5 separate regions of the Mus musculus genome follow, and regions 1, 3, 4 and 5 are each linked to region 2. Evidence: chromatin loops called from intact Hi-C (ENCODE). Cell type or tissue: heart. All regions are shown on one strand. Region 1 holds the start of Galnt18 (polypeptide N-acetylgalactosaminyltransferase 18). Region 2 overlaps Galnt18 (polypeptide N-acetylgalactosaminyltransferase 18). Region 3 overlaps Galnt18 (polypeptide N-acetylgalactosaminyltransferase 18). Region 4 overlaps Galnt18 (polypeptide N-acetylgalactosaminyltransferase 18). Region 5 has its middle 40 kb from the start of Gm33204.

Region 1 (4,000 bases), 190 kb before region 2:
AGAGTTCTAGCTTAGTCGGAGCTACATAGTGAGAGTCTGTCTCAGAAAACAAAATACCCCTCCCTTCCCCACCAAAGACTGCTCTCAAGTCACATCAAGGGGACAGTAGCTTCTTCAGTGTACAACATTCAGTTTATACAGGACAAAGCCACCAGGACTTTCAGTCCTCATGTCACCTCTCGTGGTAGGAGTGGAAGGAGACAGTAGCTTCAGATTCTCAGAATAAGTTTCAAGGACCACTTGGCATCAGTTGGCTCACATCGACTATCTGAGGAATTTTTCAGTTCTGATGCACATCAAGGGGCCTGATAGTGAAGCTCCCGGCAGGACTTATTAAATGGCAAAGTGGGAAGACGCTTGGGGTTAGACGAGTGACATAAGTGGAAAGTCGAGAACCTCCTTGGACTGAACAGCTCTCCATGCTTAGAAAAGAGGCCCCCGATGAGACTGAAGCCTACACCGCAGCCATAGGTCTAGAGCAAACTGGGCAAGTGTCCCAGGCAACTGGTCATTTAGACAAAATGTCAGGAACTTGCTGAGTTCCTGTTGAGTTGAATACAATTGAACTGAGGGCCAAAGATAAGAATCTATGTTCAAGAACCATTTATAAAGGGAGCTTGCAGAGATACTGGGGCCTTTGACCTTGTAATTCTGCAGAGGGTGGTGAGTAAATGCCTACACAAACCCCTCCCATGCCCCTGTTTCTAACCAAGGTTTTGGGGATCTTGAGTTGGAATCTGAGGGTATGTGGGGCAATCAGGCCCAGCAGCATTCCTTCTATCAGCCCCTGTGGCTGAATTGCTGATGGTAAAGAAAGACATTCAAGCAGAAAGCCAATGAGGTGGAACCAAGCCAGCTAGAGGACAAGCTCCTTCTTGCTGCCCACAGCCTTAGACTCTGTAGCTTCCAGTAGGGGAGAAGAGCTGAGAGTGGTCAATAGAAAAATCAAGGTTTGCTGAGCAGCCAGGTGGTGTTCTTGGACCCGGGAAGGGAGGAACTGCATCCTGGAATGATAACCACAGGAGCCTGGGCACCCACTGTGTGTCCTGTCCTAAGCCCTTTTGGTATATCCTCTCATTTAATACTTATAAGCAGGAAGGTATTGTTGATATTTGATAGATGGGGGAAATGTCTCTTATGGTGTTCTGACCCTTGCTCAAGCTCATGTAACTAACACATACAGGAGCATCAAACCCAGGAGCCTCTCTCTCTCTCTCTCTCTCTCTGTGTGTGTGTGTGTGTGTGTGTGTGTTTCTACATCCTCTCTCCAGAAAGGCTCTGTCGACCACTTGATAGCCATGAACACTGAATGTGTGGGAATTATACAAGTCATGGAGAATTGCATCCTCTTGTCCCAATACTGCGTATAAGGCTTCCTTAGACGTGGGGTGTAGTGATATCCATAAGCAGTAACGGCTCCCAGAGCATGAATTCGTCCAGGGAGCTGCATAGTGCATAGATGTGACCAACGATTGCAGAGACACCCTCACTATTCACTATGCCTCTCCTAGAGATTTCCGGAAGGCATTTGGTGACACCCGGGAGACCAACAGAGAGAGGCAGAGTAAAGGCTCAAGAAGCATAAGGTGTGGACATTATGAGGCCTAGCCACTTGTATGGTTTGAGTCTCCATTATCAAAAAGGAGATGGAGGCGAGGAGTCCGTTTTTTCAGGTGGAAAAGCAGAATGCCCTCAGTTGGGGAAGGTGAGGGTATAGGAGCATCTTGGTCCCCAAAGCTTGGGCTTCTTAGCGGGAGCGCGAGCGGGGAATTACTCTAGAGGTGGAATCTGCCGGCCTGGGCGGGGACTGGAGGTTCCTGATCTGCAGGCCCTAGGGTGGCCCGAGGGCGCGGGAGACTCAGCTGTGTCCGGACCGGAGCCTGCTGCCAGCAGGTGGGGCGCGGGGCGGGGCTCCGCCCCCTGGCCCCTCCTCGTTGGTCCGCAGCCGCCCAGTCCCGACCCTTTTCCAGAGCCAGAGCGCGATTGGTGGCGGCGCTTGTCGCTCGGAGGGGGCCGGGCCGCTCTGCTTCGCTCCTCTGGTCGCAGCCACAGCCGCGGTTCTCCTGAGCGGCGAGCGGAGGGCTGGTGGCATCTCCCAGGCAGCCAGCACTGGAGATGGAAAGCAACGCGGCTGGGCCCTGGCAGTGACAAAGTTTCCCAGCCCTGCAGGTCTCGTCTCGCCACTGCCGGCCACCCGTGACCGCCTAGGGAAAAGCTCGGGGATTTTGAATTTGCGGGGGAAAAGCCCAAAACAAAAATCTAGACCCACCTCGTTTTCTTTGTGGAGCTCTTTCTCAGGGTGGCCAGCGGCCGGAGCTGCAAAGTTGTGCGCCGCAGCTCACACTGCCAGGAGACCCGCCTTTGGAGAGACTTAGGTGCTGGCGCACCCAGAGACCCCAGACGTGCCAAGGGGGTTGAGCGCGGGGGAGTTTGGGGTGTACAGCGAGGAGGGGCCCCGGGTGCTCTATATGGAGGAAGGACCCCAGAATGGTGTGTACCAGGAAGACCAAAACTTTGGTGTCCACTTGCGTGATCCTAAGCGGCATGACCAACATCATATGCCTGCTGTACGTGGGCTGGGTCACCAACTACATCGCCAGCGTGTATGTGCGGGGGCAGGAGCCAGTGCCCGACAAGAAGCTGGAGGAAGATAAAGGGGACACCCTGAAAATTATCGAGCGGCTGGACCACTTGGAGAATGTCATCAAACAGCATATCCAAGGTACAGGCGTCCTGAGAAACTTGAGCCAGGCGCGAGGCCCGGGAGTGCCCAGTGTGTTCTGCTTGTGGGATGCGCTGGGGCCAATGCGTAGGAGACCAGCGATTGCAGGGAGGGCTATAGGTTGGCAGCTACGTGGTTGGAGGGATTGCAAGGACTGGTGTCCTGGATCTTTTGTGTCTGCCGCCCTGTGAGTCTTCCCTGTGTACGCGTGTGCACAGGTGGTGTGTGTGTGTGTGTGTGTGTGTGTGTGTGTGTGTGTGTGTGTGTGTCTGTGTGTGTGTGTGTGTAGCTTGCTGTCAGTATGGGGACGCGATGTGCACGTGTCCAAACGTGCGTATGATTCCAGGGTGCTCCTTTCCAGGATCGCAGGATCTCACACTAGTCCGGGAGTGTGTCTGACTGGATGTTTGTGCTTCCAAGAGAGAATGTGAGGGCAAAAGAGCTTATTTGCCGGGCTTGTAAGGGACAAGAGAAATGCCTTGTATGACTCTAACTGTGGGTTTTAAGGAGCAGCAAGCTTCAAGACAAATGCGGAGTAGAAAATTACATCGGCCCAGTATTGGCTCCAGCCTCAGTCAGTCTCAGTAGGACTGGGACTGCAGGGGGCATCTTAAGTAGAAAACTGTCCCCACCTAGAGCACACCTGCCTATCCAGGATCCTCCCCTAAGGAGCAGGTGTCAAACCCAAGAAGCAGCTTAGTCCACTGTGGTGGTGTTTCTTCTGTTTCGGATGGAGAAAACCCACGCTGGGCTGCGGCTTTACTTCAGAGCCTTCCGGGTTCTAGCAAGGCCAATCTGCCAGGACAGTTACCTCAGTTGCGGAAGCAGGAAGCAGCCACAGCAGAGCAGACAAACCCACAGGAGCTGGGTCTGAAATCCAAGGCTGCAGTGGGTGGGTGTCTCCAGACTGGGTCCAAAGAGACAGTAGGATATAGAGAAGTCTCCTGCTGTGACCCGGGCAGTGTGAGTATCAGAGGGAAGGGATGGAGCTCGGGGCTCCTAGAGTAAGGTGTGCTCACAGGTGATAGCAATCTGGATTCTCCCTGTCCACCCCAGGTGTCCCCTGCTTTCTTAGACAGGGAGGCTTCTGACCTATAGGGCCCAGCGAGTTTACCTGTAAACCTGGCAGGCCATCTGAGCTACAGGCTGCCTGCTCTGTTTACTCAGGACTACTCTGAATTGGTGTGCTTCCCACATGGCCAGATCGACTCCTTCCCTGGGGAGGTTCCGCTGAGGGCAGAAAGGTGACACAGACAAAGCAAGCACTTGACTTTGAGG
Region 2 (4,000 bases):
GTGTAGCTTGTGGGGATCACTTGGCCAACTTTGCAGATAAAAGAGTACCCACAAAGCCCCCAAGATAGACATAGGCAATAAAACTAAGTTTCACAGCTTAACAAGCAACACGGCTGGGCAGGGCCCATGGTCACACAACCGAGAAGGATGGATAAGGAAACCCTGTTGCTTGGCCTTGATATCTCTTCCTAACACACTCCTTGGGGAATTTAATGGCATGTCATCTGGTTATCCATGGACAGCCAAGACTCCTGGCACTTCCAGAGGAGGATAGATCAGAGCTAAAGTGATAGTCACACATCTCAGAAAGGTGTGTCTGTGCTCTGAAGCTCCAACATGGACTAGGACCTCAGTCTCCTCCTAGATACAGGATGCCTAGAATCCAGGATCAGCTAAAGTCACCTTCAGTACTCTTGGAAGGACTGAGTCCTTCTGAGGCACCCCCAACCCCCAACTCATGGAGCCCTTCTCTGTGCCAGTGCTATTTTAAGTGTATTGCATAAATTAATCAGGCCCTATGATAGTGGTAAGAGTCACCATCAGTGTGACTTTATGTAACAAGCAAATAGACACAGAGAAGCAAAGTGACTTTTCCAAAGTCACATAGAGGTGAGAGTGGAGCCCACACTGCATGGCTTCAGAGCCTATGGCCTTGACCAGTGGGCAGGCTGCCTGCCTTACCCCATAGTGCTCTGACTCCAATAGACTCGTTTGATCTTTCTTCCCATTCTCTCACTCCAGCCCCTCTGGAGAGAGCAAAGCTAGGCAGCAAAGTAAGGAATAAGGAACATGAGCAGGATGGCCTGTCACCTCCACTGGGGCCTTCCTGGGTTCCATAAGGACAGGCATGTGGCACAGATGCTTTGAGAGTCTATCGAATAGTTAGTGACCGTGGGTAATCTTGTGAACTTTGAATTACAAAAGCATTGGTGTGTGTGTCTCTGCTTCTGTGGGTTTGAGTGCAGTGTGTGTATAACTATTTTCATGTCTGTGTGTGTGTGTGTGTGTGTGTGTGTATGTGTATATATATGTGTGTATATATATATATGTGTGTGTGTGTGTGTATGTGTGTGTGTGTATGTGTGTGTGTATGTATATATATGTGTGTGTGTGTATATATATATACATATATATACACATACATATATGCACTTAGGTATTCATGTGTATGCCTGCCTGGGCATGCTTATGCATAAATGTGTATGCCTATATGAGTGCTTTTGTGTGGGTGCAGCCCTGTATACACACCATCATTCAGTAGGAATATATGTATACATGGACTCAGTGGTGGGTAAAGCTCTGTCTCAACTGTGCCACCTACAGCCACCTTCAAAGTCAGACGAATAGCAAGTGGTTGTGAGTCACTGTCACTAGTAAGACAGTCACCAAGTAATGACAAAGTAGAACCCTTGTTCCTGAACTCCTTGCTGTCAGCTGCTGGGCCACCTTTCATCTTCTTGGAAAATCCCCACCATCCTTTGGCCCAGAGCCTGCCTAATCATTGTTTAATGTTTCAAAGATGCTGGCCTACATAAGAGATACTCATTCTGGGCCATAAAACCACCAACAGCTTTGCATGCAGCTGGAATAATTGCAAAAATTAAAAAAAAAAATCAGAGTCAAAACCAGTCCGATAGTCTTGCACTTTATGGAGCTTAGAGAATCCCATGTAGCTAATTAAATTACAACAAAGATCCAGACAGCTTAAAGGTGTTTACACAGCCAGCCATGTAAGCTGTCATCCTGTCTTCACTGGTCTGCTTCAGGCTAAGGCACCTTGTTGCTACCTACCCCCATCTTTTGTCCAGCAAGACTAGGCTTACCCAGGTCCAGCACTGGCAGTGGCCCTCCAGTAACCTCGAAGTTCAGGCAGTGAGATACCATGTTCTGCAAGAGTCCAGTTGCTGCCTGGAATTGCTTCTGCCCACTGTGTTGTTCATCAGAAGTCTGGAGAATGACTTCATGTGATAGTTAATATTGGTTGTCAACTTGACAGGGTGTATAGTCACCTCTGGGCATGCCTGTGAGGAAATTTCTGCATCAGGTTCAATGTGGTGCAAAAATGAAAACTAAAATGTGGGCAATATCACCCGATGGAGTGGGAAGCCAGACTGAATATGAAGAACACAAGCCTAGACCAGCATCTGCCACCCACTGCCTGCTGCCCACTGCCTGCTGCTGCTACCTGACTGCGGGTGCCATGTAAGCAGATGCCTTCAGCTCCTGCCATCATGACTTTTCTGTTATGATGTGCTGTACCTTCGAATTGTGAGCCAGAGGAGCCCTTCCTTTCTTAGGTTGCCTTGGTCAAGTATGTTGTTGCAGCCGTGATAAAGGTAACTAAGACACACCCAGACTCAGCCACAGAGCCTGTCCTCTGCTGCCATCTGGCCTGCATTTCCAAGCCGTTTCTTAGTGACAGATGTGACTCTTGAGCTCCTGATTGCTCCAGGTAGCACACACCTGTCTTCCTCTGCTGACTACAGCCCTATCCCAGGCCTAGGACATGCTGTGGCCAGTGGCTCTGAAATAAATGAGATTCAGACACATACCCCTCATGCAATCAACTGTGATAGTGTATCTCAGATCTGTCATCTGTGTTTCTGCATGTGGTACCTTCACCTGACACTCAGACCGGGGCCATGTGGGAGATGAAATGAATCCCATACCTTCTTTGCTAACATTTTCCATGAGCCTGCCACAGAAGTGCCTGTGTAGCATGCACCAAGGTGCCATGTATCAGTAGCCCACCAGCCCTGACCTCTGCAGAGAGAAGCCAGAGCCTCTTAGCAATTGATGGTCTGGCCCAGATGTAGCTGCTGCTGGGTAGGGTCTCTGGACTTGCTGCTGCCATGCTTCTCCAATTGGGCTGTGTGCTAATCTTTCTGCCTGTTTCACTGCCAATCCACTTCCTTGCTAGAGTATGGAATGGAACTTCTCATTGATACCTCCCTCATCCTCTCCACTGGACTCCAGTTCCTTACCTGGTTCTGGCTAACTCTTTCTGCCGAGGGCTGGGTTCTGTTTTCCGTATAACCAGACTGTTCCTGTTCCCAGGCTCTGATCCATCTGCACTCATGTATCCTGAAGGGAACACCCTTAGTTTGGGATACTGGGTTATGTGGAACTCTGAGGACCTTGACTATTTATGGACCAGCTCAGCTTCAGTTTTCCTACCTCAGACCTGCATATTTCTACCATCTCCTTTGTTCTCTTCAGCCACTGGGCTGAAGTCCAGACACTCTTCAATGGCGCAAGCCTGGTGGAGTCTCCACAGGTAGCTCATTGCCTTCTTTGGCCCCGTTCTCTTATAAAGTTAATTGTCTTAGGGAGTCAGGGCTCCCCGGCATACTTTCCTGACCGTGCCTGGAGGATGAAGCACCTGCTTCTCAGCTAATGAGCACCCCACGAGCCAGCTACATCAAGATGGCCTGGACTACTTTGTTTATAGACTAGCCAAGGTGACCAGTTTTGGATAAACAAAGCTGGCAGGAATCAGAAAAAGGCTCTCCTGCTCTGGTCAGCTGCCTGACCATCTGTCAGAGAGGAAATTCTTGGAACTGGAGCACAGAGCTCAGTGTGGGAGTGATAGGGAGAGCTGCTTCCTGCCTGCAGGTAACGGGGCCTGATGCTGGCAGCTGAGAATCAAGCTGCCCCTGAAAGAGGCCCCTGGGAACTGCCCCAGGACCTGAGTAGCCCCCTCAGGAAAGGATTCTTTGTCCTTCTTGGACTGGAGCCTATCTTTCTCAGCAGCTGGAAATGACAAACCCTTGTGTTGAAGATTATACAGGAAATTTGGGACACTGCCTAGGGTTCTCTTCTGCTTTCTCTATGATTCAAAAAGGACTCCAAACCATTGCTGAGGTTTGGTTATGGCCCCAAAGTTCTCATAAGAAACTTAATCCCCAGTGTGACCGTGTTGAGAGGTGACACCTATAAAAACAATCAGGTCACAGGACTCTGCTGTCCTGTGTGGATTAATGAACAATGTGGTTAATGT
Region 3 (4,000 bases), 140 kb before region 2:
ATCTCATGCTGGCAGCTGAACTTGGTAGTGTAAGAGACATCCAGGTGGTACTGGATTTGAAGGCATAAAGAGGTCTGGAAAGTGGCTGAGGCTTAGTTACCATGAGAGGTCAGGAGAGGCCGTTGGTGAATGTGCAGCCTCAGTTGTAGTTGAAGGTCCAGGATTAAAGTGGTCATGTAGAGAAGTTGAGGACTGGCACCATGAAGAGAGGCTATTAATGAAAGGACAGCTCAGTTGCAGCAGAAAATTCCAGCATTTTGGAGATGCTAAGACCTTAGAATGACCACTAAGAACAGCAGCAGCTGTGGAGTGAAGCCAACTGGAGCCTAGAAGACAAGTTCTGTGTGCTGCAGAGGGTAGAGCCAGAGAATTGACCCAAGCCCTTTGGAGGAGCCCAGCAGATCTTGAGTGGATTCCAGATATTTATACAGTTGGGTTTGTTAATTTTTTTTATCTGATTGTGACTGTGCCTTTGTTCTTTTCTCTTGAAGCAAGAAAATATTTAATTTGTTTTTGGTTTTATAGGAGCCCTCAGTTGAGAGACTGAATTTTACAAAAGATTTTTAGGTTTAAAATCAGACTGTAGATTTTTTAAATAGAAAATTTAAAGTGTTTGAATTTGCAAAAGCTGTGGGACTCTTTTGTTTATAAAATATTTTATATTGTGATGTTTGTACTGATGTGTGATCTTGGAGATGAATAAGAAAGAAAAGTTGTGGCTTCATGGTGATGTGTTTGTGTTTCATCTTAACAAGGGTTCAGGTTGTCCTTGTTAGATTTTTGTCAACTTAACATGAGGTACAGTTATCAGACAGGAGGGAGCCTCAATTTTAAAAATGCCTCCACAAGATAGGCTGCATGCAAATCTCTATGACAATTTCTTAATTAGTGATTGATGTAGGAGGGTCCAGCCCTTTGTGAGCAGTACGAATGCTGAGCAGCTGGCCCTGAGTTCTATAAGAAAACAGGCTTGCTGTTGAGGAACAATCTAGTAAGCAGTACGCCTTCATGGCCTCTCCTACCTCTAGGTTCCTGCCCTGTTTGAGTTCCTGCTCTGACTTCCTCTAATAATTAACAGCAATGTGGAAGTGTAAGTCAAATAAACCTTTTCCATCCCAATTTGCTTTTTGTCATGGTGCTCAGTATGGCAATAGTAACTCTAAGTAGGACAGGGTTGGAGCATCTTCTTAAGCTGAGTGGTCAGGGAAGCTCTGAGACTGCTCAGCTGAGATACGAAGCAGAAGCAGGGGTTGGTGAGGTGGATCATGGAGGAAGATCCTTGGCAGAGCCTCCACAGTGTGCAAGAGCTTGTTGTGCTCAAGAAACCAAAACAATGAAAGGCACATGGCCCTGGGAAGATGGCAGCATGTGGAGATGTGCTAAGGCTGCTGTAGGCTGCTGTGATGGAGGAAAGCAGGTGTAGGTGATGCAGGGCTAGCCAGGGAAGCTAAGAAGGGAGGCAATAGTGACCATCAGGGTTCAAAGGTTGTTTTCACTGTAGTATGATGGGTAGAGGGGGGTGATCATGGTTTGGTGAAGTGAACTACAAAGCTGTGGACTGTCCGTAGTGGACTTGATGTGCTTTGGGTCCTGTCTAATACTGTGCTATTTGAAACAGACATGATCCACAGAAAGGGCCTGTCTTTTCTAGCTGCTGTGACTTCCAGCCAGTCTCAGCTCCCTCATGTCTCTGCTCCCACAGGAAACAAGGCCCTGTCCTTGTGTTTTCCAGGCCAGGAAAAGTCCAAGCTACATTTCCCATCACACAGTCTCTCACATCCTGTGTGGCCTGCTCTGTTCCTGTCCCCCTTGGATTACCTCCCCTCCAGCTATTCCTTCCTTTTCCTGAGTACTTCCTATCTCTGTGGACCAGCTTCTCTCTAAATCAATTAATCTTCCCTGGCAGCTGCAGTCACCTCTTGCCCTGTTTTCTGATCCCCACTCGGCGTCTCTGCCTCTCTTGCCTACTTACCAGCAACTGGAATGTAGGTCAGGGTCACCCTGATTCTGCCCTGATGTTCTGTGGTCATTGTTGGTGGCAGAATGGATTTTCATTGTTCCAGGCATTTTTGGAAGGACATTCTGTCTGAGCAGATGGAAAAGGGACCTTGGTGCATGCCTGAGTGTTAAGGTCTTTCCCATTCTCCTGTGCTTAGAATGTGGGTCCTCTACAGGGCACTTTGAGAAACTCAAAGCTCTCTTTCCCTTGGGTAGATGAATTTGGCTTGCAGGCTCCTGGAGAACAAAGACCTTTAAAGAAATTCACAGGGAAGAGGAGAGAGAGAAAGGATGAATGAGAGGGACTTATTAACCAATAGCCTCATGAGGCTCTGGCCTACAGTAGCTTCCAGGGCACACTAGCTTTCTAATGTGATCTGAAAGAAAGACTGACTCCCGAAATCTCTTTTCCAGGTTGGGAGGTTGGGAGGTTGGGAGGTTGGGAGTTGGGAGGTTGGGAGGTTGGGAGGTTGGGAAGTTGGGAAGTTGGGAGGTTGGGAAGTTGGGAAGTTGGGATGGGAAGACACTGTCTCATCCAAAGACTATAAGAAGAGGGTCAAGATCAACTGGAAAGTTAGCTCTGAGATCCTTCCACAGAGGTATATATCTCAGCTGAGTGGTCTTGTTTTCTTTTAGTCTTCTACAGTTCAGTTTTTTGGTTGATTTTTCTATGAGTCTACTCCGTTATCCTCTGTCTTGTCAGACATTCGCCACCACTGCCCCTAGAAGTCAGTGAATCTCTGGGAAAGTGTTACTAGATGGCAGATGCTAGCACACAGACAGACAGGCATCTGGGTGAGTCCCTGTTCACCATTGATAAGAAGGTCTTCCATAATCAACTGAAGGTGATCATTGTCTTCTGCCACAGAATTTCATGACTAAGCAATGCCACACCTGGAAGCTGAGTGTGTTCAACCAATCAACAAAGACTTATCTGGATGGTGGAAGATGGAATGCAGGATGGGGTGAGGACTCCTGACCACAGCCTTCTTTTCACCTCTCTGTGCTGAGACTTCCATGAGGAACCTAGAGCTGTGTTTGCAAATCACCCATCAGTTCAAACAGGGCTGTACTTGCTCAAGGTCACTTGGGCCCTCGAGACTAGAGCAAGGGGCCACATGGTTATTAACTCAATGTGAATCAGAACCCAAACATCTAGTTCTTAGAATAGTCACACAGTGAGTATCCATCTGCCCTAGGCCTGTCACTAATCCAAGAGAAGGAAAGGGTGACAGGAATGTTTGCTGAAGGAGAAGAAACATGAATCCCATCTTTTCCTTTCAGCTAGACTCTGCCAGGAATGAGTCATGAACCAAGTGCACTATTGGGAGCCTCACTCCTTGAGGGGTCCTGCAGATAAATGAAGAGAAAATGTGTCAGGGTGAGTGTGAAGCCTGGCCTGGCCCTTGAGCAACAGTGGATGGTGGCCACAGGCTAGAAGTACAAAGAACACTTTCCCTGTAACTCCTAGATTGGAAGATGGTGGGTTGGTTGTCTCTAAATGTGGCTGTGTAACAAAAGACCCAGAGTCTCAGTGGTTTGTGAAGCAAAGGTTGATTCTGTCTTGGGTTGAGTGTTAGCTATGGTCCTCTTCCATGTAATTTCTCATTCCTGGACACGGTCGTTCTAAAGAGGCTGAGTCACGTGGCATAGTCACATCTAAAGCTTTTCTTCAGACCAGGTATACTTCCATGTTTGCCTATGGTCTTTTGGCCAAAATAGGTCACATGGCACAGTCTGACAGTGGGGTGGGTCTTTGTAAGTCAGGAGGTAATGATCATCTTTCTGTTATTGTAACAGATACTCTAGGAAAATAAACTTATAAAGAGAAAAGTCTTGTTTTGGATCATGCCTTCAGGTCATGGTCTTATGGCCCCATTGCTTGGGTACATGGCCCCATGGCAGGAGAGCCGGATGCAGGGGAAGTCTGTTCTCATAGCAGCTAGGAAGCAAAAAGAGAGAAAAGAGAAAGCAAGCCCAGGGTCCCAATATCTCCTTTCTT
Region 4 (4,000 bases), 120 kb before region 2:
TACAGTGGGTGCTGCATTAATGCTTGCATATGCCTGGGGTAATGGAAACAGACTAGCTCCAACAGGGTAGAGTACCCAGAAGGAGTGGATTCTAACCCAGACCAGCACCAAAAATGCCTTCTCTGCTCTGTCCACCTTCTGTGTAGGACTTGAAGGCCTCTTATGGAAGAGCTGGGGACATCTTGTCAAATATATCCAGAGCTACAGAAGCTGCCACTGAATGTCAGAGCTAGGCACTCAACTCCATTTGCTAGAAATTGTAGAGAGCAGGTGGTTCCTTTGCAGAGAATGACCAGATCGGTTTCCCCATCTGAACAGAAGAGGTTGGCAGGTCAGCATGCATTGGCAAGCAGAGCCCAGAGATGCTTTGGTCACAGCAACTCTCTCTTGACATTGCTTGCAGTTATATGCACATGGAGACCTGCCTGCTCCTGGGTTATATAATTGAGGTCTGCAGTGGGGATAAAGCTGGTAGAAAACCATTTCCCGGCAATTGTTTACACTGCATCCCAATGTGTTCTTGAGTTAAAACTTAACTCAACCCAGTGGGAGGGCCTGGGTCTTGAGCATCTTGGCTAGCATGAACGATGGTGTCTGTCAGAGTACAGTCATATCTGTCCCTGGAATGACACCAGCAACCCGTACTCTTTCAAGGACACCAAGCATGTCTTACCACCCAGAAGCCCTGTTTTGGCTCTCTATGCCTCCAGATTTCTTAGCCTGTGTGGGTCTTGATCTTCACTTCTTACAATGGTAATAATGATGCATACACTGTTGGGCTATTGATAGGATTCAATGAGCCCCATTCCAAAGGGCATAGGCAGGGACCTGCTCTTGGTCTGATTGTGCTTGCCTCTCTCTCAATAGGGCCTCTACTGAGAAACACATAGATAAGCCACTGCAGGGAATCAGCCACACTTTCTGCCACACAGAAGCTGAGATAGGACCAGTTCCCAAACTGAGTTTCAGGCTAACCTCCATGAAATAGGAACTTGTGGGCAAAACATTTGGATTCATTCCAAGGGAGTGATCCAATATAATTGTACTCTTTGTCTGCAGATGATTGGCCCCACAACAATTCTGTCCCCAAGGACAGCAGAACCCAAGGATGTTCCTCCCTTGTATGACTGTCACATTTGTATGGAACCCCCACAGGTCTACTTGTTTGCGTTACCTCATCTCCTTGTCTCATCTCTGATCCCTTGTAAATGCTGTGGGAACAGTTGCTCCGCTGTGTTGTTCAGGGAATAGCAACAGGAAAGCCAGCATGTGTTCAGTGTGGGCACCGTTTCTTTTTTTATTAATCTTTCCATCCCCCTGCTTGGTAGATTTGGGAGCCAGGGATCAGGCGGTCAGCTGTTCCTTAACTACATGAAAGGTCTCCAGACACTGTATGCTAAAGCTGTCCAGCGAACGTCTAGGGCATCCTAAATCTGTGGATCTTAGGCTTCTCTTCCTGCCTGCTTCCCTACTCTGTTCCCACGGAGCACCTGCTGCCTGTCACAGATTGGGCCTGTCAGAGAGGACTCATGGAGACCCAGCGTAAGAGCCTTGACAACTCTTGCCCCTCTCCTATCTCCCTGAACTCCTACCCCCTCATGGTCACTGTTTACTCAAAACTCAGTGGCTCCTTTGAGAGGCTGAGCTGAGGCAAAGAGGAGAAGGCGACTGAGGACGTAGCTGGGTGGGTACTGGCAGGAATGGGAGTCACAGTTGTCGCTAGTGGGAGTCAAGGGAGGCTCTTTTCAGAACGAGTGCTAGGTGAACCTGACCTGAGAGGAAAGGGACTTCCAGGTGAGCACAGGGCAGGGGCAAGGTATGTCACCCACCAGAAAACTATTGCCTGGAACTGGCTTATACTTTAGCGATTATGAAGGGCTGGGATGGGGGCAGTGCACAGGAAGAACGGCTGTTAGCATACAATGACTACAGAATCAGATGGGCAGTGCCAGGAGCGGCTCCATCTAGTGTTGAATATTCTCCAGGGCTCCTGGGGATGCTTCTGTTATTTTCTGGACGTTAAATGGAGTTCTGGGCCACATCTGTGGACTTGTAATCAGGGACATGGCAGGTGACCTTGGCATCCAGCAAGGAGCAATAGAAGAAAGTGAGAATTAGAGGAAAGACTGGAAGGGTCTGTGAGGAGGCTGGTCTAGGTTAAATTCAGCCCAAGAAGTAAAGCACAGAGCTACACCCAGGCTGGAATCTGGGATCTCACAGCCATCCATCCTGCAAGTCCAACTGAGGAAGCACCGGTTTGTAAACTGAATGGCTCCAGAACACAGGGGATATGAGGGCTGGGAGAGAGGCCATGGAGCTGAGGGGAGTGGCTGCTTCATACAGGAGGCTCCAGCTTCTATGAAGAAGGCTAAAGAGTTGATGGAGGCCAGAACATTAGGTCTAGCTTCTGGCTAAACCTTAGCAAGCTGGTTAATGGGGTGGAGCATGGGAATTACTCTGTCCTTATGTTACCAGAGTTGGTAGAGTCAGAGACTGGAATCTGACATCCTTATCAAGCCAGGATAGTCCACATACCTTCAATAGGCCAGCTGAACAGACAAGTCACTGTGGAAGTGGAAGGCAGTTATTCACTGTGGCTATATTGACAATAGAAACAAAGTGCTCATTTTCCTCAACCCCCAAGACCACCTTTTGGATCCTGACTTAAGGTTTGGGTTTAAATGGAAGGCACTGGGTATGCATAGTGAAGCAGTCCAAGGAGAAATGGTCCTGCGCACCATCACTGAAGCTCCTGTCTCTCCTGAAAGGTGGTTCAATCAATTGTGTGTGAAGTCTCTTTGTGGAGACAAGTTGGCACAAGGCCACAGCCTTTTGCTTCCCTGTGCATAAGACTCCTGGGAAATTTCCTTTTCTTGGGGGTCAAGTAATCTGATGGCCAAAGAGAAGGATACAGGATGTCCCTAGAGCACCTTCATCCCTGTCAGAATGCTGCAGTTCAGCGTGTCACATCTCCCATGAGCTTGTTCTCAGAAGCATTACAGGGAGGTACAGGGAGGGGACATGCCTTGCCTTCATAGCCACCAGGAGACAGGGCTGGGATCATAGTTCTGGTTGCCATTAGGATGACTTCATTTATAGCAGTCTTTGGATGCAGACACTCCTCTGACTGTGCTCAGCCCCGAGAGTACTGTGATGAGCTGTACCAGGGCTGCCTCATTGGTATCACTGGGGGAGGTATTTTTACCCCCAAATGACACATGATCTTGGGACTGAACAAAACCATGAACTGTGGGGACACAGGAGAACTACTGGGGCTTGCTGGTTGCCAGAATAGCTCTAGGCTCACTGAGAGAGCCTGCCTTAAGGGAATGATGTAGAGTGTGACAGAGCAGGTCACCTGGCATCCTCCTTTGGCCTCTGTGTACATGTATATGTGTGCAAGCACACACACACATGCATATTTAAGTACATCACATACACCAAACACACATACTACCTTGTCTTACACTAAACAGAAAACCGTGGTGTACAGCTTCTGAAAAATTAGATCCCAAGGTTGCAGGGTTGACTTCTGACCTGCACATGCAAGGGCACATGTACCTGCATGCACATATGCACATGAACACACACACATACACACATACACTCGTGCACATACACATCTGTTCTATTCTTTCTGGATGACCTCAGACCCTGGAAAGCCTCTAGTGGGAGAAAGGGAGTGGGGTATGGAATTCCACTTGCTTGTGTTTTTCTTTCAGGAGGAGGGTGGAGAACACTTTGTACTGAAACACACCTCTGATGCATGTCATAAAAGGGGTGAAACAAACCAGGTTTGGTTCACATATAGACAACTTTATTTAGTTTATTTTTTTCTCAGAGAGAAACACAGAATTGGACCTGAATTGGACCCACTGAAGAAAAAGTTGATTCTTTTTTATATAAGTGAAATGATCTCTTTATAGTATTTGGGGGAAATATGTGAGTGAGTGTGTGTGTGTGTGTGTGTGTGTGTGTGTGTGTGTGTGTGTGTAGGTGC
Region 5 (4,000 bases), 380 kb before region 2:
ATAAGCACCAAAATGATAGTCTAGAAAAATATTATAAAAAGACTAATGTTACAAGATAACAGAATTGCTATAACTAAGTGTCAGATTGGAGATTAGAAAATTGGTAGCTTAGTTCAGTAGGAAAAGGATGCATTCAAAAACAAATTAGACATAGATACAAAATGAAATAGAAAACTCCAAGATAATCTAGGAGACTGTGTCCCCAGATCTTATAAAATTGCATGATGGTCTGCAAAGATTGTGTCAACCCAGCAATCCCTCTCATGGGTTTTGTGGTATACAAATCAACCCTTCGTGTTCAGAGATTCTATAAGATGTTCAGTGAGAAATATAAGATGCCAGGAACTGTACACAGTTCATTTAGATTTCGCATGCATGTTTGTGCGTGTTTGTGAGTGTGCGCACATATGGACAGGGGTCAGAGGACAACCTCAGGTGTCATTCTTCAGGTGCTTTCAGCCTTTCAGTCCAGCACCTCCCCTCCTTGGCGTGCAGCTTTAGCTAAGAGGCCAGCGGGCCAATGAGTTTCCGGGGATCTGCCCGTGCCTGTCTCAAGCATGCTACCATGCCTGGCTTTTTATGTAGGCTCCTGGGGGTTGAATTCAGGTCTTCAGGCATGCAAGACAAGCACTTTGTGGACTAAGCCACCTCCTCCACCCCTAGTGAAAAGTTTACAAGCTAAACAATGAGAAGCCTGCCTCAATGTGCATGAGAGCACGAGCTAGGATACTAAGCAGGAGAAGCATCTGCTAGGGCACAGGCCAGAGGGCTGGTGCGGACCCCTGAGGTACTGGAGTAGAGGGCTGAGTAGTAAAACAAGTATAATGTCTTGAACAAATGTACTTCAATAATTTTATTTTTCCAATTTAAAATTTTATCTTACTAAAGTATATATTTTTTGTGAGATAATTTTTCTGTGAATATTTTTGACAGATTCAACCAGTAGGAATTTTTGCATTTTTAGCTTCTCCTTTGCTATGGTGGCTTTTCATGCTGACTCTTATTTTCAGGCCTGGATTCTCCCGGGTCAAGTCATTAGACCAAGCGTTTGTGATTTATGTTCTTTAACATAAAAAGTTTTAGATTTCAATTTTGCTATTTTCAATGTTGTTTAAAAGACAGGATTTTAAAGGTCATTTTTTTGGGATAACAGCTCTTCCTGTAATAATAGCAATAATGAATAATTATTTAGTACTTAGCTTGTACCAAGCACAAAGCAAACTATTTTGACCATAATTTTTGACCTCAAAGATATTTTTTGTTCTCTTTGCATCCATCCCCCACATTTTCAGTTAATCATTTACCTTGTCCTCAAGATACAACTAACACATCCAATTCATAATGAACATTAGCTACAGAAATAATCCATATACTGTAAAATAAATATAAATGTTTTAAAGGCATGGAAGACCCCCCCATGTGTATAACTACTCCTTAGTTCATGTAGCTTGCTATATTTGGCTGCCATAACTGTACACAGACTTGATACTGATGTGGGTTTTCTACAGTATTTGGAGGAGGGGGCTGTGAGTAAAGTCGGTGGCACATTTCTTGAACAGATTTCTAGACAGTGCTTGTGAGTGTGTGTAAAACAGAGGAGTTTGCTCACATTAAAGGGCACTGAACACTTGGCTCTGGCCAATTGCTGTCACAAAGGACTGAGGGTCATGTGTTAACATGCCTGCAGAGTGTTTTTCAACATATTTTTATTTGGATTGAGATATTTAGCACTGGTGAACAACTAGAATTTTATCTAACACGCAGGAGCCAACATTATGTAGTTTCAACCCATCTTCGGGATGCATTTTCATGTCCCCAGTGCTAAATGTAGGACTGGGGGCGCCTTGGGTTAATTTCTGAAAGGTACAGGTAGAGAGGAATGTCAGGTAAGGACTGACAAGGAAGTGCTCCAGGCATTTTAGTGCAGGGTTCTTAAAATATCCATCCAGCAGGTGGCAGCACAAGAACAGAGATGGGCCACTCTGGACCAATAATATCCACAGGTTTCCTCATTTTTGCAAGAACAAGGAAAAAAAGCAGATTGCAACATTCTAGCTTTGGATAGAAGAAAAAAAATACACACATTTTTGTTTAAAAGTAAGAAGGAATCTCCTATTATGTACAAGCTATTAAACTGTGTACTCTCAACCACACTTAAACTCTTATACTTGTAATTGCAGAAAATCCTTTTTTTCATTAAATTAATTAATTAATACTCCATCACACTCCAGCCCATTCACTTGAGACAGGGGTTCTCACTGAACCTGGAGCTAAGCTGACAGTCACCAAGCCCCTAGCCCCCTATCCCTTATGTTGATATTGCAGGCACGCACTGCCACGCCTGGCTGCTGGAGCTCAGTTTTAGGGTCTCATGCTTGAACAGCAATCTCACTAAGCCATTTGAACTCCCACTAAGCCATTTTAGAGATGAAGAAATTGTGTTTTAGAAGGCTAAAAAAAAATGTGCATTTGCAGTTGTACCACACAGTTTTCTCATTGCTGTGACCAAGTATCTGGCAAAAGTGACCTAAGGAAAGAAAGGTTTATCTCGGCTCCATGATTAAGAAGGGACACAGGCTATCTTGGTAGAAAGACAGACTCTGTGTGTGTGTGTGTGTGTGTGTAGGGGTGGGGGAGTCACATTTCAGCCAGTGTCCACAGTCTAGGCAGGACACTGACACTCAGAGCACACCCCACTAATTTACTCTGAGCTCTGAGCTTGTGGAATAGCATTGTCCACATTCAAGGTCAGCCTTCCCTCCTCAGTTAAACCTTCCTGGAAACACCTTCCCAGACACACACAGCCTATGGATGCAAAGTCCTTTTGAATCTAGTCCACTCAGCAACGAAGATGAGCTGTCATGCACAGTTTCTGAGAGGCAGAGCCAAGTCTGGACCTAGAGTTACTTACTGAGTTCTTTCATGGAGCTGTACCTGTTGCTCTAAGTCTCGCCCTGTTGTCTCTGTTCTGCAAACAGTTGGTTTGATGATGCCCTTCAAGCCTGGGCTATCTATATGGTGGGACACAGAAAGCAGCATGACAAGGAGACATTTGTCCCCTAGGTTACAAGGCGCTTGTGCCCTGGAGCTAGTGATTGAGAGACGATGGATGCTATTACAGAGGAACACCTTATTGGCCATCTGGAGAGCACACGTGGACGTGGGACATGCATTTCCTTGTTAATAGGACAGTTTCTGTGACAAGAACAGATGCTCTCTCCTTAGAGCCTACAGTTCACAATGGTTGCCTAGCAATGAGTGGCCTAAGAAGTTTAATGCTTCTGTGATCAATGTGAGGGATTAACTATCACCCCAGCACTCAGCAACTAAGGACCTGCCACCTGGCCACACATTTACCTGGTTTGGATGAGAAACTTTCATTTTCTTAATAAATCTCACGAACAGTTTGCCAAGTAAATTGTTTAGCCAGAAATGGTCAGCATTTCTTCCTGGAGAAGCAGCGTTAGGTAGAGAGGGGATTCGGGTTGACTCCTCCCCCTTTCTGGGGGACCATCCATAAGCTTTCAGTTAGTGCTGTAGGGCCTGCTCCTTCCTCTGCAGAGCAAGAGTTGCCCAGGCAGCTATAATAAGTTAGAGTAGTCAAAGTCCAGACCAGCTTTAAAGGAGGAGGTGATTCTGAGATTCTAGAACAGAAGGAGGTGTGAGAGCAGCGGGATGCTCAAGGTCCACCCTCACCAGCGGGATGCTGAAGGCTCTCACCAGCGGGATGCTGAAGGCCCTCACCAGCGGGATGCTGAAGGCTCTCACCAGCGGGATGCTCAAGGTTCTCACCAGCGGGATGCTCAAGGTTCTCACCAGCGGGATGCTCAAGGTCCACCCTCACCAGTGGGATGCAAGGTCCTCACCATCAGGATGCTCAAGGCACTCACCAGGGGAATGCTCAAGTTACTCGCCACCACAATTGCTATGGTCTACAGCAGCACTGCCATTGAGCTGTAGGGACCAAAGGGGCTGGCCAGCTGGGCTTCATTCCAAGTAG

What was found. A loop is a pair of places that touch in the nucleus more often than their neighbours do. Peaks named below come from ENCODE experiments on the same cell type or tissue, not always from the same donor. Only the 100,000 strongest peaks of a DNase experiment are listed, where the experiment ranks them.
Region 1: a loop joins it to region 2, with 2.5 times the contacts of the local background. A loop is called at or near these places in 7 of 42 quality-filtered maps.
Region 3: a loop joins it to region 2, with 2.4 times the contacts of the local background. A loop is called at or near these places in 3 of 42 quality-filtered maps.
Region 4: a loop joins it to region 2, with 2.3 times the contacts of the local background. A loop is called at or near these places in 3 of 42 quality-filtered maps.
Region 5: it touches region 2 in a loop (2.3-fold over the local background); 2 of 42 quality-filtered maps call a loop at or near these places.

The regions. Positions count from the first base shown.
Region 1 is chr7:111,778,035-111,782,034 of GRCm38, reverse strand. It overlaps Galnt18 (polypeptide N-acetylgalactosaminyltransferase 18), which reads left to right and starts at 2,058. Exons shown (of 11, transcript NM_001360903.1): 1 at 2,058-2,722. The coding sequence starts at 2,488. In heart, a CTCF peak has its summit at 1,886; DNase peaks (open chromatin) are centred at 574 and 1,954; H3K4me3 peaks cover 2,436 bases; H3K27ac peaks cover 1,340 bases; H3K27me3 peaks cover 2,485 bases.
Region 2 is chr7:111,588,089-111,592,088 of GRCm38, reverse strand. The region is part of intron 3 of Galnt18 (polypeptide N-acetylgalactosaminyltransferase 18); the gene reads left to right. Among named protein-coding and RNA genes, the nearest start is that of Galnt18, 190 kb to the left of the region's middle. In heart, a CTCF peak has its summit at 2,389; a DNase peak (open chromatin) is centred at 3,588; H3K27ac peaks cover 383 bases.
Region 3 is chr7:111,724,986-111,728,985 of GRCm38, reverse strand. All of the region lies in intron 1 of Galnt18 (polypeptide N-acetylgalactosaminyltransferase 18), which reads left to right. Among named protein-coding and RNA genes, the nearest start is that of Galnt18, 53 kb to the left of the region's middle. In heart, no CTCF peak of the experiment used is centred here; a DNase peak (open chromatin) is centred at 1,775; H3K27ac peaks cover 344 bases.
Region 4 is chr7:111,708,468-111,712,467 of GRCm38, reverse strand. The region is part of intron 1 of Galnt18 (polypeptide N-acetylgalactosaminyltransferase 18); the gene reads left to right. Among named protein-coding and RNA genes, the nearest start is that of Galnt18, 70 kb to the left of the region's middle. In heart, a CTCF peak has its summit at 1,968 (motif pointing left); no DNase peak of the experiment used is centred here; H3K27ac peaks cover 651 bases.
Region 5 is chr7:111,967,662-111,971,661 of GRCm38, reverse strand. No RefSeq gene overlaps it. Among named protein-coding and RNA genes, the nearest start is that of Gm33204, 40 kb to the left of the region's middle. In heart, CTCF peaks have their summits at 1,746 and 1,947 (motif pointing right); no DNase peak of the experiment used is centred here; H3K27me3 peaks cover 809 bases.